Linked DNA regions of Homo sapiens: region 1 is linked to region 2. Evidence: chromatin contacts called from ENCODE Hi-C or POLR2A ChIA-PET data. All regions are on one chromosome and are shown on one strand. Each heading gives the region's core, a stretch centred on a gene start or an enhancer-like site at or near the end of the contact. The rest is flanking DNA. Distances are from core to core; before and after follow the strand shown. Region 1 overlaps CRACR2A (calcium release activated channel regulator 2A). Region 2 overlaps LOC100128253 (a long non-coding RNA gene).

Region 1 (3,259 bases), core at 106-2,605, 300 kb before region 2:
CCCAGCAATAAACTCAAAGTTTACTGGTCTGGAATGTGCACCACCCTCCCCTCCTCAGAAAGACAAACCCGTGTGGGGAAAGATGGAATTTTTGATGTTGCCCATGAAGTTTCTAAGTCACTGCCTGCTGAGCACCTCTTGGGGAATGGTGAGGAAACAGAAGGACTTTGGGTTCTGATTTTTGAAGTGCAAGTGGTTTTGAATCACTTCCTAGTTATGTTATGAAGGTTTTTGTTTTTGTGAAAGCAAGGGAAGCTCACTGTGTCTGGCATCTATGATGCTACCAAATGGAAAAGTGCTTTAACCTGAATGCGTTTCAGATTGATTGTGCTCAGTACATGATTCAGCCTCCAGAGCCAGGGAACATGTAAAGGGGTTCTTAGGTGACCAGGCTATAATCCATTTGCGCGAAGGTCTTGATTCTTAGGAAGACTTTAGTAAAAGGAAGAGAACAAAACGTATAAGGACAAGTTTGGGGTCTTTTTTTTCTATTGCATTTAGAAAAAAATGAAAGGGTAGATTCAAAGAGAATGAGCAGGGGAGAATGACAAGGCAGCTCTCTACAAATACTTATGGGTCTTTTTAATGGAGGCTAGCATTTGTGCAGAATCACAAAAGGCCTGAGGCCTTTCTGTGCCATCGATCCAGGGTTACCAAGCTTAAGCCCCAATGGCTAATGAAAGCTGAGAGGTGGAGGGAAGGCCTTATGGCAGATCTCCCCTTCACAGTGAAACCACCAGGAATCAAGGGAGAGATAATGCTGAGGTGGGGGTGGGGGACAGCGGGAATGTCAGGGGAGGGTAGGGGTGGGACGGTGGTGGAATCAGGACAACAGCTGGGGTGTGACGGGGTGAGAAGGGCTGCCATCCGAAGGACATTGGGTACAAACGCAAGCAATTTCAGGGCACTTGATTAGGAACATGCACTTTGAAGCTGGATCTGATTCAAAACCCAGCACTTCCTCTCATTAGCTTGTGTGACCTTGGGCAGTTGACTTAACCAACCCGAGTCTTAATTTTCCCATGCCTAGCTGACAGGCTTCTTTTGAGAATTAGATGATACATGTGAGTAGGAATCACAGTAGAGCAGCGATGCAAACAAAAGCAGATATGTTTCTTTAAATACTGAGGCTTCTGTATGGGGATGGCTACATCCCCATAAAGCAGGAAGCCACAAAGCAGGAAACAATGCAGCCTGCTTTCCAAAAAACGGTGGGACTTTCCAGGTCTCCCAAGGTCCTTGCTCATGTGCAAGGGTGCTAACTCACAGCTCCGCGCGGAGCGAGGATCCCTCTGGCATGAGCAGCTCACTTTGCCATTCTCAGGACTTGTGAAATAACCTCCATGTCCCTCCTGACTTATTCTGAAGGCCCTGGCTGTGTGCCTGCCTGCTCACCTCATGCAGGTAACTGAAAACAACCCTGGCACATTCCTAATGTTTTCTGCAAGACTGGTGGAATTGGAAGTCAGTTGCCCAGGTGGTGACACCTCAGGCCCCACCTAAAATCTCTTTCTATAGTTTACAACACACTTAGCGGAGCGCCTGGCCCACAATAAGTGCTCCATAAATGGCTGCATTATGATGATCAGGGCCTAACCATGGCTGTGCCCTCCCTTGCCCTTCAAAAGTGTGGGTTTGTTCAGAGGCCACTGGCCAGAAGAGTCATAGAATCACAAAACTGCTAAGCACGTTGAGGTCATCTGGCCTGCCCTCTCCACCTCTTGTGTTAACGGATGAAATTCTCCACTGTGATCCCCAAGTGCATTCTGCAGTCGCGCTGCGACCCAGTCAACTCACTTTCCCAACTGCTCCTACTTTAAGTCCTGGAAAAAAGACTCCTCCTTTTCCATCCTCACGCTTGCTCCTGTTTCACAGCTGGAACCATGCAATAAGAGCTTCCTCCCATGCCCATGTCTCTGCCTTCTTCTCTGTTACGGTGGATGTACTCCCCATACTCGTCACAGAGGCCACCCCCTACCCCCGTGCCCAACTCACACTCTAGAATTAGAGCCTGTCCCTTCCTGGCTCCTCAAGGACTAGTCCAGCATTTGTTCTTTCTCTCCTCCATTGTCAGTTTTATCTCTTTTGAAGATACCTACAAATGTACTCTAATGTTTCTTGTCTAACAACTCTTGTCCTCACTTCCCCACCCAGCTACTTGCTTTGCCATTTCTTCAACCCCTTTACAACAAAACTTTCAGAAGAGTTGTTCACATTCACTGTCTCCACTCCTTTTCTTCACATTCTCAACCCACCAATCAGGCCTTTTCCCCGTGCTGTTCCAAAAAAACGGTTCTTACCCAGGTTGCCAATGACCTCCATGTTGCTAAAAATATTCGTCAAGTGTCAGGACCCCACGCTTGCCCCCAGCAATCTGTTCTTAGCACCCATCCAGAGGGATCCTTTGAAAACTGAAGCCAGATCTTGACACTTCTTTGCCATCTGCTTCACCCCCACCACCCCCAGCCCCTTGGCTTCATATCTCATTTGGAGTAAAAATCAAAGTTCGTACAGTGTCCCACAGGGCTGTGAAGAGACAGGTCCTGACCACCATCCACTTTTTCTCTCGCTTCATCTCCTAACTACTCTCCCTTTGGGCACTCTACTTCCTCCTATTTCTTGCTCACACTAGGTGTATCCCAGCACAAGGCTTTGCCCTAGCCTCTCCTCTGCCTGGAATGCTTCTCCCGCTCCTTCAAGGCTCTATGCAAATGCTGTCTTATTAGTGAGGGCGTCACTGACCACTGTAGTTGAAATACTACTCCACACTCTGGCTTCTTTTACTCCACTTTCCTGCTTTATTTTCTCAATAACAGTTATACCTCCACTAAAATACAAGTTCTGTGAGGCAGGAACTTTTTGTTTTGGTCATTGGTGTGACCTTGATGGCTAGAAGAGTGCCTGACATGCAGTGGGTGCTCAGGAGACATTTGAGTGAATGCGTGCATGCATGCATGAGTGAATGAATGAATGAATGGTGCACAGAGAGAAAGAAAGAGGGAGCCCAACAGGAAGCTCCCAGGTGGAGCTGGAATGCTGAGGTCCCCTCTGTAGGCAGTGCCCCTAATAATAAGAGAGGCCATGCATAATCCTGATGGGCCACGGGTGTCTCAAGGGCATTCAGTCTATCCCCCACATCTGTGTGTACCTATCTGTACACAAAAACTATCCTCTACCATTAATCACATCCCTATGGAAGGAGATTCCACAGACTCCCCTGTCTTCCATACCACACCTTCCCCTGCACCCATCTGAATAG
Region 2 (3,759 bases), core at 960-3,459:
TTGTTGTCTGTGACATGTGGATGAACCTGGAGGACGTTATGTTAAGTGAAATATGCCAGTTTTGTTTGTTTGCTTGTTTGTTTTCAGAAACATCAGGCGCCCCAAAAGCCCTCCCCTGGTATGGGGTGCTCTTCCCTTAGGGAACGGAGAGTCAGGTCCCTCCCAACCTCAGCTTTTGCTAATGGGAGCAGACAAAGAATAAGAGGTTGGTGAGATCCCAGGAGTAGAGAATGTGGGGGAAAGCGGAAAGTCACAACTTAGTGAGGCCAAGTTTGTTCCAGGCCCAGACATGGCTTCCCAGCCCTTCCTGCCCCCGCCGGCCCACCCTGCCCAGCCATGCCGCCAGGCCTTTGCTCACACTGTCCCCTCTCCCTGGGCAGCCCTCCCTCCTTTTCTGCCCGCAGAAACCCTGCCTGTTTTTAAGGACCAAATTAAATGCCCCTTTCTTTTGCCATCCACCCCCACCACCCTCGTCTGGCAGAATCAATGCCTGTCCCTCTGCGCTCCCATCAGGACGGGCCAGCATCTCTGAAAGTGCTCTCCAGTGTCTGGAAGTTGTTTGCATGCATGTGCCCCACCCTCACGACTGCTGTGACCTCCTGAAGGAGCAAGTCCAGTTGTTCCAAGTACCAGCACATAGCACATAGCAGGCACTCAATACATGTTTGTTGAGGGAGTGAAGGATGCAGCTCACCCAGGGCCTCAAAACGCCATGTGTTTATGTATGATCTATACAGCCAGCTCCCACCCCTTGCTCCCCATCACTATTAAAGGACTTGGTCTTGCCCACCAGCCAACACCTGTGGTACCCTGTGCTCCTGGGCACTGGCCCCGGCTGGAGCCTGCCCTGCTCACCAGGACTCCCAGCACATCTGGCCAGCCAGCTGGGCTCTTCCTACACATCCTGCATCTCTGTGCTTTGAGCCTCATCTGCTTGGGAGAGCGGGGGGATGCAGTAGGAGGACAATGATCCTCAAGTCTCACAGCCATGCCATTACACATCCAGCCCTGATGAAAGTCCCCAAAATGCATCAGTTCACCTTCAAGGCATCTGTGGTTGCCTTTCTGAGATGTCCTATGGCATGGATCCTGACAATGACATTCACCGCCCCCGCACCTGCTGGCTGCCCCTGAATCCCACCTTTGTGCTACAGTCAGAACCTCTTCCTGGGGGGAAGGCACCTTGAGGCTCATTGCCGGGCAATCTGGGAGATCTTTATCATTTCAACAGGAACTGTGTCCTAAATGTGAATTTGCATGAGAGGACGGGCCCACCCTCATGTCCCACCCAGTTATGCCTGTTTCAGAGGTGAAGGGTACTTATACTGCAGGCACAGGGACTTTCAGAGTTGGAAGGGACCTTAGAGAACATTGATGCAAAGTGTGGTCCCAAGACCAGCAGCACCTGGGAGCAGTGACTAGCCATCCTGGTTTCCCAGGATTGCCCAGGTTTAACCCTGAACAGCACTCCTGTATCCCAAGAAATCCCTCTGTCCCGGGCAAATGGGGATTATCAGTCACCCTGCCTGGGAGCAAATCCTTCAGGGTCTCACACTAAACCTAATGAATCAGAAACTCTGGGGGTGGGCCCTGAGATCTTCACTTTAACGAGTCCCCCAGGTAATTCTAAGACCTAAGCAGGAGAGCCGCTGCTTTTCCCTGCAGGTGGGAAACCAAACACTCAGGGAGGGAAGTAGCTTGCCTCGCCAAGCACAGGCAGCAAGTAAAGGGCAGAGCCAGAAAGAGGGTCTGGACCCCACTGTGTGGCACCGCTGTCCCCATCTCAGTCCACAAGCTCGGGAAGGTAACCAAATCAGTCAGTCTGTTAAATAAGATGCTGAGAAGCACCCAGGCCAACTGCTGCAGTCCGTGGATGCTGGGCTTTGCCCTGGGGGTCTGGGAAGGTGGAAATAGCCACCTTCAGGGAGGGGTAGAGTCCCCCTGAGCCCTGGAGCATTGGGACAGAGTAGCAGGGGTTTCAGATTCAGGCCACAGCCTGAACAAAGGGCCAAAGGGAGGACACAGATGTGCCTTTTAGAGGCCAAGGAAGAGATCAGCGTCGCGAGGCCAGGGATCTGGGAGGTACGGTCCCTCTCCTTTGTCTTCAGAGGCTTGTCCGTGATTCTGCATCCAGCATTGGTTACACCCGTAGTGGGAGTCTCTGCCTTGCCTGCCCCCTGCTGTCTAGCTGGTGCCCCTCAGGAACACTTCCTTCAATTGGTTCCCAAGCCCAGCTCCCAACTGCTATGAACAGAAATAACACCCACTTAGGAAGGCCAGTCGGCTTCCCAGCAATCATAAGACACTCAAAGCTCAATGAAAAATGATTTGGGGGATTATCCAAAGCCCTGGCCCCTCCATTCGCTGGCAGATAAGCTCACATCAAGTGGCTTATGTTTGCTTTTCTCCTCTCCAGGGGCAGCTGCAGCCATTGCCATGTTCCCCCACCTACCTCCCCTGATATATCACTCTCCAGGGAAAAGGAAATTGGGGTACAATGAGGTCCCAGAGAGGGGAATCCACTGGGACAGTCAGGAGGAGGGCTGGAAGTGGTGGCTGGAGCTCTTCCACTCACCTTCCTTCAGCCCTGTCCCCTTCCCCGGAGGCAGCAGAGTTAAGCAGGCTTTGGAGCCTTTCCCAGTGCACTAGGCATGCCCGAGCCGCCCTCCCTCATCACACAAAAGCACTTCCTTTCCCTGACCTTCTAGCTGCTTCCCTCCCAGCCTTCTCATTTGAAAATATTCACCTCCAGGTCTCCGTTTCCCCTCCCTTCATGGTGCATCCCTATGATCCCCATGTATCCTTCATGGACAAAGGTGAGCCCTTGCTTGGACCTCTTAGCAAGCATGCAGTACTGCAGCCCACCCTGTCCTCCTTGGCTACCTGGACCCCCACTCCCCTGGTTCTCCTTCTACCCCCGCCTCTGTTTCAACTTCCCACCTGGCTGCTTCTTCCTCTGCCCACTCCTGGGGTCTTTCCTCTCCTGCCTCTTCCTGGAGCACACTGCCTGCCTGATGGGGCCTCCCTCTGCGCCAGTCAGGTGTCTGTCCCCTATCTCCATTCCTCCACCATCTCTTTCTCGAACTTAAGCACCACCTTCCTGGGGTCAGCATCACTTTCAGGACATTAATTCAAGTCCCCGAGCTTCACATGTAAGGTCACTCTTGACCTGACCCCACCTAACCTTCAGCTCTCACCCACTCCATGCACACTCTGCACCAGTGGTCTCCAAGGTGGCAACAGACAATATACTGGGATACAGGGAAAACTTACTGAAATCCCTATCCCTCATTATTTTTTAACTTTCAAAACTGCAAAATGAAGTTTTGATGAATACCTGCTATATAAATGGACAATAGTACATGAATAAAAATTATAAATAAGAAATTTGAGGGGGTGTACAGTCAGAAGAGCTCGGCGACCACTGCCTGCCATGGGCCTCTGGTCTTATTGCCCCCACTGCAGTGCCCCTGGCACAAACATGTAGCTTAAAGAAGCTACAAGTTTGTTGTTCTCTAATGTAAACTAAGTCTGGAGGTAAGCAGCTCAGGGATGAACGGCAGCTCTGAAACCATCTGAGACCCAGAATCTTTGAACTAATTGTTACTCCTTTTCAACCCATAGTTTTCAGCTCACGGTTCAATAGAGCTGCTTCAGCTCCAGCCACAACATCAGCATTCCAACCAACAGGAAGAAGGAAAGGGTGAAGAGAGACATGCCCCCACCACTCTAAAGATACTTCTGGCTGGGTGCGGTGGC

The links. Hi-C counts contacts between places; a loop is a spot of excess contacts on that map. ChIA-PET counts read pairs that join two places held with the same protein, here RNA polymerase II (POLR2A). Pooled maps may share reads with other maps.
Region 1: a map of Caco-2 shows a loop between it and region 2 (20-fold over the local background). The contact joins two enhancer-like sites. A Hi-C loop is called at or near these places in 2 of 168 maps with a recorded cell type or tissue (Caco-2 and left cardiac atrium) and 4 of 50 pooled maps. POLR2A ChIA-PET finds 5 or more read pairs at or near these places in 1 of 52 experiments (activated CD4-positive, alpha-beta T cell).

The regions. Positions count from the first base shown.
Region 1 is chr12:3,644,712-3,647,970 of GRCh38, reverse strand. The region is part of intron 11 of CRACR2A (calcium release activated channel regulator 2A); the gene reads left to right. Among named protein-coding and RNA genes, the nearest start is that of CRACR2A, 110 kb to the left of the region's middle. Within about 2 kb of position 1,355, at least 2 of the 41 ENCODE cell types and tissues checked have a DNase peak (open chromatin) inside an H3K27ac peak, as active enhancers do.
Region 2 is chr12:3,340,666-3,344,424 of GRCh38, reverse strand. The region is part of intron 1 of LOC100128253 (a long non-coding RNA gene); the gene reads left to right. Among named protein-coding and RNA genes, the nearest start is that of LINC02417, 26 kb to the left of the region's middle. Within about 2 kb of position 2,209, at least 2 of the 41 ENCODE cell types and tissues checked have a DNase peak (open chromatin) inside an H3K27ac peak, as active enhancers do.